Regions from separate parts of the Homo sapiens genome. Here regions 2 and 3 are each linked to region 1. Evidence: chromatin loops called from intact Hi-C (ENCODE). Cell type or tissue: IMR-90. All regions are shown on one strand. Links, peaks and the distances in the headings refer to the core of each region. The heading gives the core; the rest is flanking DNA.

What was found. A loop is a pair of places that touch in the nucleus more often than their neighbours do. Peaks named below come from ENCODE experiments on the same cell type or tissue, not always from the same donor. Only the 100,000 strongest peaks of a DNase experiment are listed, where the experiment ranks them.
Region 2: a loop joins it to region 1, with 3.0 times the contacts of the local background. A loop is called at or near these places in 1 of 110 quality-filtered maps.
Region 3: a loop joins it to region 1, with 6 times the contacts of the local background. A loop is called at or near these places in 1 of 110 quality-filtered maps.

Annotation. Positions count from the first base shown.
Region 1 is chr16:86,394,585-86,402,476 of GRCh38, reverse strand. No RefSeq gene overlaps it. Among named protein-coding and RNA genes, the nearest start is that of LINC00917, 53 kb to the right of the region's middle. RefSeq lists enhancers at 4,953-5,552, 5,357-5,996. In IMR-90, for the core only: no CTCF peak of the experiment used is centred there; DNase peaks (open chromatin) are centred at 3,636, 5,356 and 5,786; H3K4me3 peaks cover 267 bases; H3K27ac peaks cover 3,558 bases.
Region 2 is chr16:86,256,601-86,261,600 of GRCh38, reverse strand. The region is part of intron 3 of LINC01081 (long intergenic non-protein coding RNA 1081); the gene reads left to right. Among named protein-coding and RNA genes, the nearest start is that of LINC01081, 27 kb to the left of the region's middle. In IMR-90, for the core only: no CTCF peak of the experiment used is centred there; a DNase peak (open chromatin) is centred at 2,700; H3K27ac peaks cover 3,767 bases.
Region 3 is chr16:86,220,110-86,225,109 of GRCh38, reverse strand. It overlaps LOC124903744 (a long non-coding RNA gene), which reads left to right and starts at 2,038. Exons shown (of 3, transcript XR_007065165.1): 1 at 2,038-2,176; 2 at 2,253-2,593; 3 at 3,337-5,000. In IMR-90, for the core only: CTCF peaks have their summits at 779 and 2,416; DNase peaks (open chromatin) are centred at 1,929, 2,349, 3,819, 4,759 and 1 weaker place; H3K4me3 peaks cover 1,533 bases; H3K27ac peaks cover 4,210 bases.

The sequences.
Region 1 (7,892 bases), core at 2,893-7,892:
TGGGGTCTGGTGGTTCTGTACTGTGGCCCACGCTAGCCCAGCCTCCAGCGTGGACACTCAGCAGCTGAGCCCCCAGAGCTGAAGCACTGAAGGCCCTGCAGGTGGCTACGGAGACAGGAAGAGGCTGAAATGGCAGCCCTGAGGTCCAACAGAAGCAGCTTCTGAACCCTGCAATATTTGCAGGCTCCCGTTTCCTGAATGCTCGGGAGACCTTCCTGTCATGCCAGAAGGGAGGCTTTGTCAGAACTGAACAGACTAGCCAAGATGGACCATAAGCCAAGGCTCTTGATCCCCTCTGCACCATTTGGGCATGACTTGGCTCAGCATGGGGACCCAAGGATTGGGCCCTTCAGCCTGTTCTGGTTGAAGGTTTTCACAGGGTTGATCATTACATGGAAAAGGGGGAAAGAAAATAGGAAAGAAAGAAGATAGGAGGGAGATATGGGTGCTTCAGGAGAAAGAGACAGAGTTGACTGGGGGAGAGAAATGGGACACAAAGAGGCAGGAGAGCAACAGAGAGAGAGAGAGAGAGAGAGAGAGAGAGAGAGAAGGGGGGAGAGAAAGGGAGGCAGTTGAGAGAGAGTAGGGAGCAGGAATAATAAGGAAAGAGAAGACAGGGAACCAGAGAGAGAGAATCTGGGACAGACAGGCAGACACCCAGACAAGTTACAGGTATTGATAAGGAGACAGGGTGAAGCAGAAAGACAGAAACAGAAAGGGTGCAAGATAGGGAAGGGTGGGGACAGTGTGAAGTGGAGAGAGAGAAAAACACATGAAAAGAGGGAGACAAGAGAGAGGAAAGGAGACAGAGACCAAGGCAGAGAGAAGGACAGAGAGTGCGAGAGAACGAGCCAGCGGATGCTAGGGAAGCATGAAGCGTGCCCCCATGCAGGTTGGCTGTGCTTCTCTCTGTTAACATCCTTTTCCACAAAGACCCTTGTCATGCCACATATCACACCCATGGCAGAAAGTGCCTTCAACCAGCCCCTGAGAGGGAAGTGGGTTGGGGGTTGATTTCAGAACAGCCCCTGGGACAGATGGTGAACTTGAATGCCCCAGCTCCCGGAACCGCGATTTCTGTGCATTCCTGGTGGGACGTGTGTGAACTCCCCCATCCGATAGTGGGACATGGTTAATGTTCTCAAGTCCAAGGGCCTCAGGCCTCAATTTTAATTAGGCATGTCACTGGAAAGGGGAGAGGCTTAGCATTTGCCCTATATCCAGCTGCCAGCCTTATCATGGTCGCCTGCAGGACTCTGCAAAGAGATGGGCTTAAACGAAACAGGAAAAGGGGCGTGTCAGAATTGCCCACTCCCCTGCCCCAGGTTTTATTGGAAAAAGTATCTTAGCTTGAGGGGCTTCTGTGGGGAAGAATGAGCTTTACCCACTGAGCAGGATTCAGCCCAGCAGAAGCTGCTCTGATTGCTCCTCTGACAACGGACCTGGAGGGAGCTAGCCACTGTCAGTGAAGTCCTGGTTGCTTGCAAATGCAGGAGGCACTTGAAAAATGGAATGATTGGCTCAGCTGGACAGATGACATCAGGGCACAGCTTCAGGTCTGGCTGGATCCAGATGTCACGATGTGATCAGCAAGCTGTCTCTCTCCTTCTCTAACCTTTATTTTCCTCCGAAGAAAGGTATCCCCACCCAGTCCCTTCCCAAGGTGGCAAACATGACGACTGGCAATTCTAGTTATCCTACCAGCTCGGTGATCTCCCAAGGTCCTCCAAGTATTCCAAGCTTGACTGTCTTTGGAGTGGCCTGAGTATACCATCACTGTGACCCATGGCTACCTTGGGGCTGGAGGTGAGGCAGTCCCACTGAATTGTGTGGCCTTAAGGTTGGGAAGGGCAATTTCCCTCATGGGGAAATTGGTGAGCCAGGCAGGGACTATGAGAATTCACTACAGTCAATCGGGTCTGACAGCCTGCACGCATCAGTTCAGCTGTGCTCAGGGCTGGATATTGAAACATTTCCAGGCCGGCCGGTGCATAGCTTTTGCCTTGAGTTTTCTACACACTTTCCTCCTTTGCCACCTTGGACACTTTGGCCCCTAAAGTGTGGGTTCCAATGCCTGCTACAGGAGGGGTCTCTGGGGAGCCCTTGTCTATGCCACAGCAGTAGATGAACATCAGGAACACCACCCTTGAACGCAGGGCCAGCAGAACGCCAGGGCTGGGAACGAGGCTGGGGAGCAGTCGGGCAAGGATGCCTGGGGTGTCGGCGGGAGGTGCCTGCATGCAGGCTGTGCTGGCAGTGGGCATAGAGGAGTCAGAGTTAGCATGGGCTGAGGGATGACGTGGGTAGACCAGCAGGCTTCAGTCACTGAGCACTCCCCAGGTGCCAGGACCCAAGCCACGTGTTCACACAGAAGGATGGTTTAGTCCTCCTTTGGCCATGGGTTCCATTCCACCTCCATGAGGAAAGTGACACTCAGAGATGAGTTGCCCAGGGCACCTAGGGGTAGACATCAGAGCCAGTGATCCTCTCTCAGTCCACCTTGACACAAAGTGCTGGGGTCTTCCTACCACAACTGCCTTTTGGCGAGGCTTCCAGGGCTGAGAATGGGACCTAGTGGGGTTGTCAGGGTCATCCTGCTTTTCTCTGTCTCTCCCTCACCCATTTTCTTCTCTCAATTCAGACCTGCCAGAAGCTTCTCGTCATCCCTGCTGATCAGGGAACCAACCCAAGCAGCTCCCAGCTCCTGTCCTCAGGATGTTCCTCCTGCTGGCTGGAGGCCACCTAAATAGGCCACCGTGCCCGGCCTATTTAGATTAAAATAACTAAATTTTATTTATGGAAATGTTTCAATATCCAGCCCTGCAGGGATGCCCACCGCCTCCTGCACTGGCCCTTTCTCACAGTCTGTTGCTGTCTCCCCTTGGAGGGAACCAGGGGGGACTTCCTCCCAGAGCCCACCCTTTGGTGCAGGTGAAAACATGGTGCCCAGTGGGATGAGTTCCCGGTGAAATGTAGAGCCTCAGTGGAGCTGACACCAGTCTCTTGACCACTTGTCCCTCTTTACATGTAGGAAGCACTTTACAGCTTCACCCCTTTGAGCTGTGGACTTTATGTACATTAGCTGATCTCACCCAGCCAGCCTCAATGTCCTTTTCTGCAAAATGGGCATCATAATAGGAGTGTTCAAGTAAGTGCTTGAAGTCTGGGAAGAATCAGGCAACATTTCAGAGCTCTCTGGAATCGAGGTGGACTTGAATAGACTAGGCCATTTTGTTTTCCTTAAGCATCATGGTGAGGATTGTTGAGTTTGGTAGATATTGTTATGTCCATTCTCCAGACTCACCTCTGAATATTCCCAGATGTACTTCCAGGAAGCTCTGGGCTGCAGGGAACACAACATCCAAAAATGTGGCTTAAGTAGGAGGATTATTATCTCACTTAAAAAGAAACCTGAGGTAGGTTGTCCCAGGCTTGGTTCAAAAGTTTAGTGATTCATTGACTCGTTCATGCAACAAAATGTTTTTGAGTGTCTTATGTTGAGACACAGTATAGGAACTGGGGTAGAGCAGTGAATAAACACAGTCCTTGCCCTGGTGGAATTTGCATCTGAGCATATATCATTCGCGACTCAAGATCTTTTTCATCTTTCCCATCTGCTCATGTACTGTGACATCTCCCTTATGAATGGAAGGCAGCTGTCACATCTTTATGAGTCAGCTTCACAAGCAGGAAGAAGGGGATAGATTGTACTACTCCTCACAATCTTTCTTTATCAGGAAAGTATTTACTAGACATCTTCCTGTTCCATTAGAATTCTCATTATTTCTCATTGGCCAGAAGTCTCAATGACCACATCAGAAAAGAACAGGACGGCCATGAATGGCTTAGACCAACGAGGATTCATGCACCCATTCATTCATTCTTCCGTCCACATTGCCTCCCCATAATACTTGCAAAAAACTGGGGTTCTGTCAGCAAGTAAGAAGGGGGATTGGATGGTGGGCTGACAACCAGCAACGTCTGCCAGAGTCTACCAGACTCATCTCTGATGCTGTCATTTCTGCTATCAGATTTTGGTGTGAGGCAGCACAAAGGCAATGCCATCATCACATCTGGGGTCCATGTTTCCTGTCTGTACGATTAAACCTGACACCAGAATAGCAACTGTCCAGCTCTATCACGAGGTATAATTGAAACAGGACACTTGCTGACCCCGGTTCTTCTCTACCAGATTTTCAACTTGGGGCAAATTACTTAGTCTCTCTGTAGCTCAGTGTTCTCTTCTGTGAAATGTGAATACGTGTAGATCCAAGCATTGACCCAACTCTCATCTCCCTCTCCTTCCTGTATCCACTCCTTTTGCCTTGCACCTTCTCAGTTCCTCCATTGTAGGTTGCATAGACTCCCCTATCCCTTGACTTGGAGAATATGGCTTGGTACTTAACTTGGCCAATGGCATGCTAGCAGGGATGATATAAGCAGGGGTTTGAAATGAGTTTGCAGTGGAGCTTACCTTCTTGCTGCTTGGCCATTGCCACAGAGGATCATTCCCCAGGTGGTTGATGTGCCTTCAGCCTTGGCCCCAGAATGGAAACACATGGAGCACATCTGAGCTCAACCACCAGTGAGAAGTCACGCCCAACTGGGCTTGCACCTTGGGCAGAGCCACCTTGCCCAGTCCACCCTGACTTGACTGAGCTCCCCACCCAATCTGTAGACACATGAGTGGAAATAAATAGTTGCTTTTTTTTTTTTGAGACGGAGTTTTGCTCTTGTTGCCAAGGCTGGAGTGCAATGGCGTGATCTCGGCTCACCACAACCTCCGCCTCCTGGGTTCAAGCAGTTCTCCTGCCTCAGCCTCCAGAGTAGCTGGGATTACAGGCATGCACTACCATGCCCGGCTAATTTTGTATTTTAGTAGAGATGGGGTTTTTCCATGTTGGCCAGGCTGGTCTTGAACTCCTGACCTCAGGTGATCTGCCCACCTTGGCCTCCCAAAGTGCTGGGATTACCGGTGCGAGCCACTGCACCCGACCCATGTGAAGCATTTGTAACACAGCTAGAGGATTTTCCTCCCCAAAGCCTATTGGAATCTCACAGGGGCCATTTTGTTTTCTAAGTTAGCAATTTCCTTTCCTCTCTGCTATTCATGATCTCATTCAATCCCTGTGTCTTCCTTATCCAATCAATATTTGTGTGATTGTCACTCTGCAGAGGAGAAAACGGGCTCAAGGATGGAACTCTTCCCAGGCCGTGCCCACCGGCCACATGGCACAAGCAAGATAGGAATCTAGGTATGCCTGACTCCCGCACCGCCCTCTCCTCCTGCACCTCCTGACCCGCCTCCTGTTAAAGTGAGTCACAGGAAGACAGCAGCCAGAGAGCTGGGAGGGCGAGGAGAGCCTCTACCCCAGCTGTGGAGTCATTAAATGCAGCATTGTAAAAAGATCACTTGGCAAAAGATGAGCGATAAATTAAATTACTCAGATCACACACTCTGCAATCAAAGGCACTGTCTCGGAGAAGCAGAGCACTGGCCTTTCTAAGCTGGGCTCAATTACATGCCACAAGGAGACTCCATTTCACATGGACTAGGATCAAGGACCCCCAGAACAATCCTCAGGGGGCTTTCTGGGCCGTGCCTTTTCCGCAGCACCCCTTCGATGATGGTGGACCCCAACCTTGGTTCCGAGGATTCGCTGGGGAGAAGAGCTGGCCATGTTGCCCTTTCCCCACTGAGTCCTGGTTTAAACGCCACTCTACCCAGAAACCACAAGTTTATGAATCCCAGAAGTTTCGCTTGCTCAGGTCTGGCGGAGAGCTTGGCTGACGTTACAGGAGACATTTTTCTCTGTCAGGCAACAGAATACAGCACAAAGAAGCCAGCTGCGAGGCCTCAGAGCCCAAGTCTCTAATTAAAACAGTGGAAAATTAGATAACTTCACAAATTCATCACTGCCGCCACTGGCTGTCAGAGAAGAGGCTCGGGGCTACCCCCCACCTTTTGTTTATATGCTAACGGGGTCCCTTCAGTTGGCCTTTGCCTGTGTGTGTGTATGTGTGTCTTTGTGTGTGTGCATGTGAGCGTGTGTCTACATTTTATCTTCCTCCTGTTCTCCTCTCTCTGACTTTTCTTTTCTTAGTCCTCCTTCTTCATCCCAGCCAATAAAATCTTCATAGCCAAGTGGTTAACCAAGGAAGGAGAATTTAGGAAAACATTAATTTTTATCACCTTTCCAAGCTTGAAGAGACACTGTTCAAGATGATTTTATGCAACATCTCTTTTAGCTCTTCCAATAACCCTGTAAAGTGGTTCTATCTACTTTATTTTACAAAAGAGGAAACTGAGGTTAGGAGAGCTTGACTCACTGCTCCAGGTTCCCCAGTCAGAGGTAGAGCTGAGACTTGAACCCAGCCCTGCTTGATTGAGAAGACGTTGCTCTTCACTGTGCCATATCTGACCTCAACATAGACTCTGACCTTTAGGATGTCCAGTCCCACGGCAGAGGTTACAAGAAGTCCGAGGGATAAACACAGTGGTAGCTATGACAGCTAGCATTTATTGTGCTTTATAATCATAATCTGTTTTTTATCACCCAAAATATCATGAGTTAGGTGCTCTAAATATTCCCATTTTACAGAGAGTGAAATTGAGGCTTACAGATGGGAACAGACTCTGTGGGGCAGCTCTTGTTCCTCAGCCCTCACCATTCCCAGCACCAAGATCTCCCAGCTGGAAGTTTTCTCTGGTGGCTGGAGCCTGCTCTGCCCCACATGCTTGGCAGACCATCATGCCAGGGATTTAACGTCCCTGGGAGCATAAATATCTCAGCTCCCTTGCTTCAGATAAAACAACGCTGAGGCATCCTTTCCATGGTTTCACAGAAGTCCCCAGGAGGGCTGAGCTCTAGTTGCCCAAAATGGTAAATGCCTGGGTAAGGATCTCTTTGTTGGCCGTCTTCCCTGTCTCATCTCCCTGCTCCTTTACAGATGTTTCCTGGCATCTCCTCCCAAATAAACTACTTCTGTTAGAATTCCTTGTCTCAGGAAGGACAATGGCTAAAAGAAGACACAAAGCCAAGTCTGCCCCATTGCTGAGAAGGGGTTTTTATTCTTGCATGTCAGAATTCCCTGGAAACTGTCAATTGACTTTCATGAAAATAATTCAATGCATCATTTTTAAAAGAAAACAAATGCTGATATATATATATATATATATATAATATGAGATATATATATATATATAATATGAGATATATATATATATAATATGAGATATATATATATATATATATATATATATATATATATTACACTAGTAAAGCCCACATAAATAAAAAAGAAAACATTGATACTAGTCACAAGAGTTAATGTTTTCTGAGCATATCTTGAGTACTGGATACTATTTTTATTTTTATTTTTTATTTATTTTATTTTATTTTTTGAGACAGAGTCCCACTCTGTCAGCCAGGCTGGAGTGCAGTGGCATGATCCTGCCTCACTGCAAGCTTCGCCTCCCGGGTTCACGCCATTCTCCTGCCTCAGCCTCCGGAGTAGCTGGGACTACAGGTGCCCGCCACCACGCCCAGCTAATTTTTTGTAGTTTTAGTAGAGACGGGGTTTCACCATGTTAGCCATGGTGAGCCACCACGCCTGGCCGAGTACTGGACACTATTTTTAGTGTTTTAAATGCATTATCTCATTTAATCCCCACAGATATTCTCTAACATGGCTATAATAATCACCCACTTTTAGTGGTGAGAAAATCGAGGTTCAAGAAGTTTTAAGTGTTTCTCAGGGTCACTCAACCAGTGAATGGCAATGCCAGGGCCCAAAACCAGTACCATTCAACTCCAGAATCCACAATCTTTATAACATGGCTTCTAATGCCGTGCTTTCTTCCTGAAAATGTCAGTTCGACTCATGGAAAG
Region 2 (5,000 bases), core at 1-5,000, 140 kb after region 1:
ACACATCACCTTTCCACAAACCCCATTGGCCAGAACTAGTCACGTGGCCCAGGTCACCTGCAAAGAGTACTGGGAAATGAAGTCTTTCATATGTCCAGAAAAGAATAGAAATATTGATCAGCTCAAATAATATCTATCACAGGAGGTATATAGATAAGAAAGCATCTGAAAGGTGGAAACTGAATGACTAAAATGTTGGAAATACTAGGTTATTCCACAGTACACTGACATCACTTAAGAAGCCTTAGGCTGATTGGCCTCAGTTAGCTTAAACAATAAGGAAATGTATAATGTCATACAAGGCAAGTCCAGAAGTGGTGCGGGTTCTCAAGTTGGCTCAGGTTTCTGGTGGATTGCAGCATTCTACAATATCATCAAGGAACCATGTTCTTTCCATCTTTCCACCTCTTCACTCTTGGCTCCATCCTCAGGTTGGTCACAACGGCTGCAGCAGTTCCAGGACAGGGAGCAAGAAGGAAACCTCCTTCTCTTATATCACCTTCATTCAATAAGAGAATCATGTCCCATGTCTCGTTGGCCAGAAGTAGGTCACATGGCCATTGCTAAACCATTGATTGGGGGAGTGGACCTACATGGTTGGCTTGGACTAATGAGGATTTGTTTCCGTGGTGGTGTTGGAGTCACCTCTGTGAGGGATACTTAAGGAAATTTGTTTTTGTTTTTGGTTTTTAGCAAGACAGAGATGGAGGAGCTTCATCTGGTTTATAGAGATGATAGATAGGTAGATAGATAGACAGATAGATAGATTGATATAGATAGACAGATAATAGATACATTAGATAGCTGGATAGCTCCTCCTACATCCTCAGATTCCAGAGCTGCTAGCTAGATAGAGCTAGCTAGCTAGATGGATGGTTGGGTGGGTGGATAGATGGCTAGATAATACACACATAGACAGAGATTCAAACATCTGGGTAATTTAAACTTACATTTATTGATATCCAGAAAAAGGATGGTTGTTGGTCATTTGCTCCCCCTTAACATATCCAAAGATGTTGCTTATTCTGAGATTTTTTACATAATTGTTGAATCTCTCCCTCACTTTGTCTGCATAGAAATAACTGACTTTCACCTACATCACCTATTAGCAAAATAATTGAGTAATTGACTGTAGGGTGTGCCATGGGCCCTATAGTCTCCAGTTGTCTAAGGTAACAATGTCCCTTGAGTGAATGAAGCAATCTTCCCAGCACCCTAGTTTAGTAATTCCCTGAAACAGATTTATCTACATTTCAGAAGGTGCCCTGTACCACCTGACTCAGCTGGGTGCATTTGACCAGTTTTGCCCCCATCTGTAAATATCCCTCAGTCCCCATGGAGCTGTAGAGGTGAGTGATGAAGCAGTGACAGCTCTGGGTAGGAACTCAGCTTAATTTCAAGTTCCAGACCCTCTCCATCCTCAGGTTCTTCTTCTGTAAAATGAAGATCCCTTTGCGGTGAAACGTTTTGCAGCTCTGGAATCTGAGGGTGTAGGAGGAGCTACAGAAGAGGGGTATAGGACTCACCTGAATAAAGGTGGCATCTGTGATTACTGTGGGCGAGGGTGAGAGGGAAGAGGATACTGACACTAAGCCTTGCCTTCTTAGTCCAAATTTTGGTTGTGCATTAAATATGTCTTAATTTTTTTTATAACTTAACCTCACCCCAAATTTGAGCTTCTGTTTCACTAAATCACAATCACTTCTGGGGTCTTCCATTCACCTTTGCTAGGGTAATATCTGAGAGCTGTTAGATTCATGTGGCACTAAGTGTCAGAGGGAATTCCACCTGCCCTTGAAGTTGATGTGCACTGAGATGCCCATTCTTCCTGTCCATTTGGCCCTTCAGGTGTGGTGACCATTTGCATGCCAAGCTTGAGGACACTGGAATTCTGCGAAGTCATCTGTTCCCTTGCCCACGTAGGTCAACTCACGGCCATTTCCTCTCTCGGTCTTATTGTTTGCTAGCAGGGAACAGGCTCTCATTTGTAATATTCAGGAAGAAGCTTCTGCTTAATAACAGAGACCCAAATTAACAGTGGCTTAGACCAGACAAAGGTTGATTCCACACTCTCATATCACACACAGGCAACCCAACCTAAACTTAAATACTAGGCAAAGAGTACCAGAATTGGGATGGCCAGGTCCTTGGGAGGCCCACAAATTGGAAGGCTTATCCATGGGTGCTGGAGATGGGGTGAAGAGGAAGATGATGGGACCAGGGTTAAAGGCCCTCTTGCTGGTAGAGGAAAAATAGTGGAATCCATCCATTGTGGTGACATACAATAGCAGCAAGACTTCCAAGAGATAGTCAAGATGGAATACAGAGATTTGGAAGTGGCCACGATGGAAGAGGAACGTGAATAGCCAAATATTTCTCTTTCTGTGCAATCACTAAAAGGGATAGAACTGGCATTCCCCACTCACAGGAGGCCTCAGGGAAGCTGTATAATCACAAGCACAGTTTCAGTTCATAAAAATTTCCAACTTCTTCAGTTAAGTTCAGGCATTTTTCAGGTCCTTAAGAACCTCCTTCCTTTTCACACCAGACCATTCTCGGACAAAATCCAAAGCTGCCTTAGGGGTGAGCTAAAAGATGCTTTGAATATTTCCCTGGCTGTACCAATGTCTTAAGCCCAATTTCAAATACTAACTAGGAGAAAATCAAGTCTTGGTTTCCAGATTTGTATAATTTTACCTCCTTTGGCCTCTATTGTTGATGACTGGGAGGCCTCGGTTACTGGAAGAGACAATCCCTCGTGTAAACAATGCTGCCACATCCTGATGTCATGGCTCAGGATTTTATAACTTCCAGTTTCTGGTCTTCCATGGGACTTTCCAAATGCTGCCCCTTTTCCCAAATTTAATGTGGAAAAATGAATTTGAAGTCATAGGGATTTAGAACTGAAAGAAACTGTACAAAGACTCTCATCTGTATTTGAAAAAAATTGTTCTGTAATAGCTTTGATGGATGACCAAAAGGAAAACTGGTAGAATGAAAGACTAAGGGGCCGGGCGTGGTGGCTCATGACTGTAATCCCACCACTTTGGGAGGCCGAGGCGGGCAGATCACCTGAGGTCAGGAGTTCGAGACCAGTCTGGCCAACAAGGGGAAACTCCATCTCTATTAGAAATACAAAAATTAGCCAGGCATCATGGTGCATGCCTCTAATACCAGCTACTCAGGAGGCTAAGGCAAGAGAATCACTTGAACCTGGAGGCAGAGGTTGCAGTGAGTCAAGATTGCACCACTGCACTCCAGCCTGGGTGACAGAGTGAGACTGTCTCAAAAAAAATAAAAATAAAAATAAAAAAAAGATTAAGGAAACAGTAATTCTAAATATAAGGATGATTATTATGTGAAGTTTACTACTAGGCCAGGCACTAGGCACATCAGTTCATACACGTGATGCCATCTAACCACAATAGTGCTGTGAGGTGGGTGCTGTTATTATCTCCATATTACAAATGGGGGTGGTTGGGGAGCTCTTATCAATTTTTAGTTGTATTCATTGATGTAACACTCAATTTCTCTGCAGAACATATAGCTTTTGTATGGAAAAATCAGGCAGAAAGAGACGTCTTGTGCCTGTTACCGTCTATTTCTGTAATTTACTACCAAATAGCAAGCCACCAGAGAAGTGACCTTGACCTTTGGCTCTTGTTACCTCTCCTGCTACCTCCTGGCCTCTTGAGACCTGGGTGCGCCTGGAGCTACTCTCTTCCACATGTTTGTTCTCTTCCTGAATGAGGAGATTGAGGGTTTTTAGTATGTGCTGATCTATTTTCCTTGGGCCACCCAAGAAGTCATAGAGCAAAGAGGGATTAAAATGCCTCTCTCCTGAGTGTCTCTTCAGGAGAGGACTAAATAATGGAAAATGAACGTGAAGTGTCGTGTGAAGAAACCTTGGGTCAGATGGCTGCTGAGGCCTCCTGAGTTAGTGGTTAGATGGCCCACGCTTTGAGTCAACCTTCAGTTGGGAAAAGACTTGGAGGTTATTCCCCAGAAGAATGTGAGATAATACACTAGCGGCCCAGTGAGTCTTCTCAACCATGATTAACTGAGGAAGGCTGGGGAGAAGGTCAACATATCTTATGCTAGAAGGTCCCAAGTGCAGCTGTGAATTTGACACTGAGGGTCATGTTGGCGAATGTTCCTACAGCAAAGATAATGGAGGCAGCTGGGTGGGGAAGCAAGGTTGAAAAGGCAGGGGTTATGAAAGTAGGATAGGCTTGAGTTCGACTTTTCCCTCTGAGGAGACTTGGTTCCTGCCAAGATGGAGTAGCTCCATTCCTCCAATCCCTACCTCTTATAACTAAAAACCCTGAACATAGCACAACAAACATGCAAAGACTCTGAAATGTGGATTGGAGACGGCAGGCTGCTTAGGAATCTCGGGACTTAAGGGATGACTCAGCACAAAGTTTCCTGAGTTTCCATATTGAGTCCCATCTGTCTCATACAGGGTGCTGGAGAAGCCCAGAGCCCCAAACCATCAACAGGCCCAGACAAAAAAATCATCCTAAGAAAGCCTGTTTTCTCCAGTCAACATACCAGGAAAAGTGTGGATTAACAGAACTGAAAACCTTGATGACCATAGCCACCATGCTCCAGCCAACCAAAACCAACGGAAACGCTCCTTCTTTCTCTACAACCTTCCAGGTCTCCCACCCAGTGGTGTCAACTGAGCCAAACAGTGACCTAACCTTTCATTTCCTATCCAGCAGAAGCAGGCATGCTCTGATTCCTCTGTTGGGGTGGTATTGGTGGGCTGAGTGGCGAGCTAAACCTCCATTCCCATCTGGAAGGAAATAGACTGAATTCAACAGTGTAAGGTGGAGCTAGTGGGCATTCCTCACTCCTCACTTCACCCTATATATCAGCAAAGCACAGTAGGAGCTGAGCCTTGAATCCTGCCCAGCATCAATGAGGCTGAATGAAGTGGTATGAAAATGAGGAAGGGCTAGTCCACACTCTAGTTTCTCCTGCCCTCCCCCTGC
Region 3 (5,000 bases), core at 1-5,000, 170 kb after region 1:
TTGGCCCTAGCATCAGGTCTGCATTCCCCTCCCCTGCCCTTTATCCTTACCACCATTACCACCACCACCAACATCATCATCATCAACAACACCAATAACAACACCATCACCACCAACACCAACAACTTTATCACTACTAACTACAATAATATCAACATCATTAATATCAACATCATCATCACCAACATTGCCATCATCAACACCAATACAACACCATCACCAACACCAATAACACCATCACCCTCAACACCAACAACACCATCACTACCAATAACATCACCAGCACCAACACCAGCACAACAACACTATCATCACCAACAGCAACACCGTCACTACCAAAAACAACAGCAACACCAACACCATCACCATCACTACCAACACACCAACAGTACCAACAACACTAACACACCAACACCATCACCATCACCAACAACAGCAACACCAATGGTAACAGCAACAATAACAGTCATAAGAGCTAAATACATTTGACCCTGACCATGTGTAGAGCACTGAGCTGAGAGTTTTAAGTGCATTATTTTGTTTGAGTCTCCCGAAGGAGAACCGTGAGAGGGGTACTGCTGTGACAGACACCCCCATTTTGGAGATGAGGAACTGAGTTGTAGAACACTCCTGTTAATCTTTCCGGGCTAGACCCGAGAAAGGCCTTGAACACAGACGTTGGACTCTGAAATCAGTGCCTTCAACATCCCCGCCCCATGGCTTTCTGTTCAGAGAAATGGGTCACATTTGTTGTGTGCCCACAATGTGCAGTGTGCAGGGTGTCCTGAAGGTGTCCCACATGCAGAAAGTCATTGCATCCTTTTCCTTCCCCCAGGGCAGGGCCTGTGACTCTCCTGGTTGGGTCCAAAAGGACAGGCTCCTTAGGGAGACTGAGAATTGCAACCTGATTGCCCAGGAATGGAGTGGAGGGTCTGGGCTTTGGTCCTGACACCCTGATTTGCCACTGCTCCGTGCCACCTCCTCCCCTGTACTTTGCTCCTGGGTCTCACTCGAGCTTACCCTCTCTGAAACTCAGTTTCCTCATCTGCGAAACACACAGATTCATCAAGAGCTGTGGTTCTCACTAAAGGGTGATTTTGCCCCCAGGGACATTCAGTGGTGTCATCACCATGAGGGGGGTGCTACTGGCACCTGGTGAGTGGAGGCCAGGGATGCTGCCCAACATCCTGCAGCGCACAGGACAGCCCAGATTCTCCATCAGCAGTGCCCAGGTGGAGAAGCCCTGACCTCGATGATCCCAAGCTCCCAGAAATTGTAACTAAACTCCCAAAGCTTGTCAGAAAACGAATTCTCTGTCAAAATCCCTAAAAGGAAAGAAAAAAAAATCCTTTCTCTGCTTTCCCAACTCCAGCCCAGTCTCACACACATGAACCTCTGCAAAGATGGAGCCAGGGAGGCTTGAACACAGTTGTGTTCCAGACAGAAAATGACTTAATTCTCCAGAATGGACCCCTATTTTATGCTATTTAATATCTGCACACGATTCCAGACCCTTTCTTACTGCTGTTCAGAGCAAGACAGTAATTTCATTCTTTTTCTTTTTCCTTTTTTTTTCCTGCTCCCTGCTGCCCTCACATTGAAACTCCGTGAACTCTGGCGTCGGTTGTAAGAACGTCTTTATAAAGGGTTGCACGAGATTTCTTACTATATCAGAGTTCCTGAGGATGATGTATCACGTTACTAATTCCCTTAATTGCATGTCTGGGCTAAAAACAGACTCTCTTAGTTTTTCTAAGAAGTTACATTCTTAATGACATTAAAACACGATGGTAAATGAAGCTAAATGCTAACTGATGTACTTAAATCATGAATCAGTCTATAGAGTGTTTACCTAAACTTGTTTATCCTTCTTGGTCACTCATTTTGTAGGTTTTGCCAACACTGAGTCAGATTCGGTATCTGGAAATGGCTCAAGAATTTTTGTTTTCTTTCGATTTTTTAGCCCCAGACTGAGTGGATGCTGCAATCATGCAGTAATCAAAGAATTAGAAAAAGCAAGAGGCTGGAGGCTGATTCATTTCCCCGGCTTTTTGCAGGGTGGGGAGGACAGAGAAGCTGCAGGGAGAGATGAAGTTTTTTCCTTGAGGATGAAAAGCTCTTAACCTTGCACGTTTGGCTTCTTCTATTCAATTTTTTTAAAAGCAGAGATAGGGAGGTATGTGATTAATAGCAAAAGACAGCATTTAAGGACCGCCAGGTGCCAGGTGTTCTAAACGTGCCATGTATTTTAGCTCACAGAATCCTCCCCACAAAGCCGAGAAGCAGGAAGCAGCAACCCTCCCAGATGAAGAAGCGAAGGCTCGGAAAAGCTAAGTAACTTCTCCAAGCTGACGCAGCTCGTGAGAGGAGGGACTGGGATTCAAATCCCTGCAGGGGGAGACCAGCAGCCCCGACTTCAGCCGCCATGCCTCCTGCCTGAGAAGCTAGCTGCGAAGGTTCCAGAAGGAGACTGCCCTCCGGGAACAGAAACAGCGCATGACTGCGACCTGTCTGCAAAAATCTTGATCACTTGTAAATCCTTCTCCACCTGATAAGTTATCACATTGGCTCATGATGTTTTTTTTCATTCTCAGTGAGTTCAAAATACTATTTTGGTTTGTCTCAGTTTCTTCCTCTCTCTCTCTCTCTCTCTCTCTCTCTCTCGTATAAAGGTATCCACATGTCACATGTCATTTGTTGATAATTAAATTTTGAATAGACAATTCATTGTCAAAACCATCAAACAGTATACTACATGTCTGCATTTGACTCTATATACATTTTACCTAACAAGGAAAGCCCATAAACAAATACGAAAGTCTGGCTAATGATCCACATACAGAAGTGTTTGGGAGGATGGGCTCTGAGATCTACAGCTTACTTTGAAAGGCATCAAAGTGTATTGACGGACGTCTGGATGGATGGAGGGATAGACGTGTGTTAAACTAAACAGACCAACATGGCAATTACAGAAACTAGATGATAAGTACATCGATGCTCACTGTACAATTCTTCATGTTGCTAATTTTCATTAACATGTTCAAAAATTCTGAATACAGACACTAGGTAGAAACTCCAAAGACACAAGTTAAATGTAAGTAAGTCTTCCTCCACCTCATCCTGTCTGTCAGTCTTTCGGGTTCCCTAACAATGGCAATGGCAATCCCTAGTACCTGTGGCTCTGGGGTATCATTCCAGGGATATTCTATGCCTGTTTTAACACATAGATGATTTATTTTCAGTGATGATAATGATAACTAATAATTATGCCGCACTTGCTACATGCCAAGCACTGTCCTGTTTAACATACATTGATTTATGAAATCTCTTCAACAGCCCTATGGCGTGGATGCTGTTACTACCCCATTTTACAAAGGAGTAAAGTGAGGCCCAGAGAGAACAGTTAAATCACTTCCCCAGCTTCACTCAACTCATCTACGGTGAGTCGACGGTACACATGCCCTTCCACAACACAAAGGTCTCCACTTTGCCACGTGTCACTCTGATGGTTCCAGGTGCAGATTTTGCGTCTGCTTCTTGACTTCTAATGGCTGCACCATTTTGCATTGGATGGTTATACCATCATTTATTTGACTCATCTCCTGTGCACAAGCATCTAGTTTATCTGCAAACTTTTGCTACCAAAAACAATGCTGCAATGAATAAATAAGCTGATGCCTGCTTCTAAGCGTGCGTGCATGCTGTAATGTGAGATGAATTCCCAGAAGTGGAGTGGCTGAGTCCAAGAGTAAATGCATTTTTCATTTTGATAGTATCGCCAAATGTCTTTCCAAAGGGGTTGTGCTGGATCCCACTCCAGCTAGCAATGTGTGAGAGCACCAATCCCACCGCCCACTGCAGCACACATATTGACGTCGGCTAGTCCAATACCAGCACAGGCAGCTGGGCCCCCTCGGGTGATGCAGTGGGCAAAGTGCGCACTCAGCTCTGAGGTATTGAGGAAACTGTCTCATTGTGGTTGGGATTCATGTTTTCTTCCATAAATGGGACAGAGCATCTTTTTATATGTCTGAATTCATTTCAACTGCTGTTCCTTCAACTAGACCATTTTCTTACAAATTGTGGGTTTAAGGGCTAGACAAGCAGGTTTATTCCTCTCTCCCAATGTTCTAACTGAAGGTAGAGTGGAAAATTATCTTCTCTAGGAAGAAATGTACCACCACTCTGAAGAATGAAAGAAAGCAAGCTAAAAAGGAGAGAGAGCATGAAGAAGGAAGACAAAACTGAAGTTAGGTCATGGAAACCAGAAGAGATCCTGGGGCCACATTGTGCACTTGAATCTCATTATGGTCAAACCCTGTTGCAACATTTCCCAAAAGACCAAGAAGGGGAAAACTCTGGAAGCTGGGGAAGGGAAAGTACTGACAGCCTGTGCCTGAGTGTGTGAGCATGTGTGTGTGTGTGTGTGAGTGTGTGTGTATCTTAGACTTGGACTACAAAATTTAGAGAAAAAAGAGTAAGAAAGAAAAGAAAGAAAAAATACAACACTTAAACATTCCATACATAGAGGTCACATATGAAGGGACAATGAAATGGTGTCTTAGAAGAATTTGGGGTCTTTGCAGGTGTGCCCCCTAGAACACCGCATCGGTCTACATCTGTGTTCTAGTCTCTGAAGAAATCATGTGGTTCTTCTGGTGCCCGCCGAGGAATTTACTGGTATTTATGAAAAGAACATGGCTTAGTTGCGTCTCTTCTGATCTAACCCATTTGGAACGTAACTTAGAAGGACAGTCCTGCGCATCTTCTTGCGAAACTGTTCCATAGTCCTCCCCTAGGAAGTCGTGCAGTTCTTGGAGACATTTGGGCAACTCTTTAATCTGCCTCATCAGGGAGGGAGGGCACACAGGCCTGGGGTAGAAAAGGCCAGCCTCATTTTTTTTTTTTTATTGTGATGAAATTGCAAACTTACATCCTGAGACTAAAATTAAATGGAGGAAAGCTCTGCCCGTCGTGGGTGGTCTTCCTCGGGCCCTTCG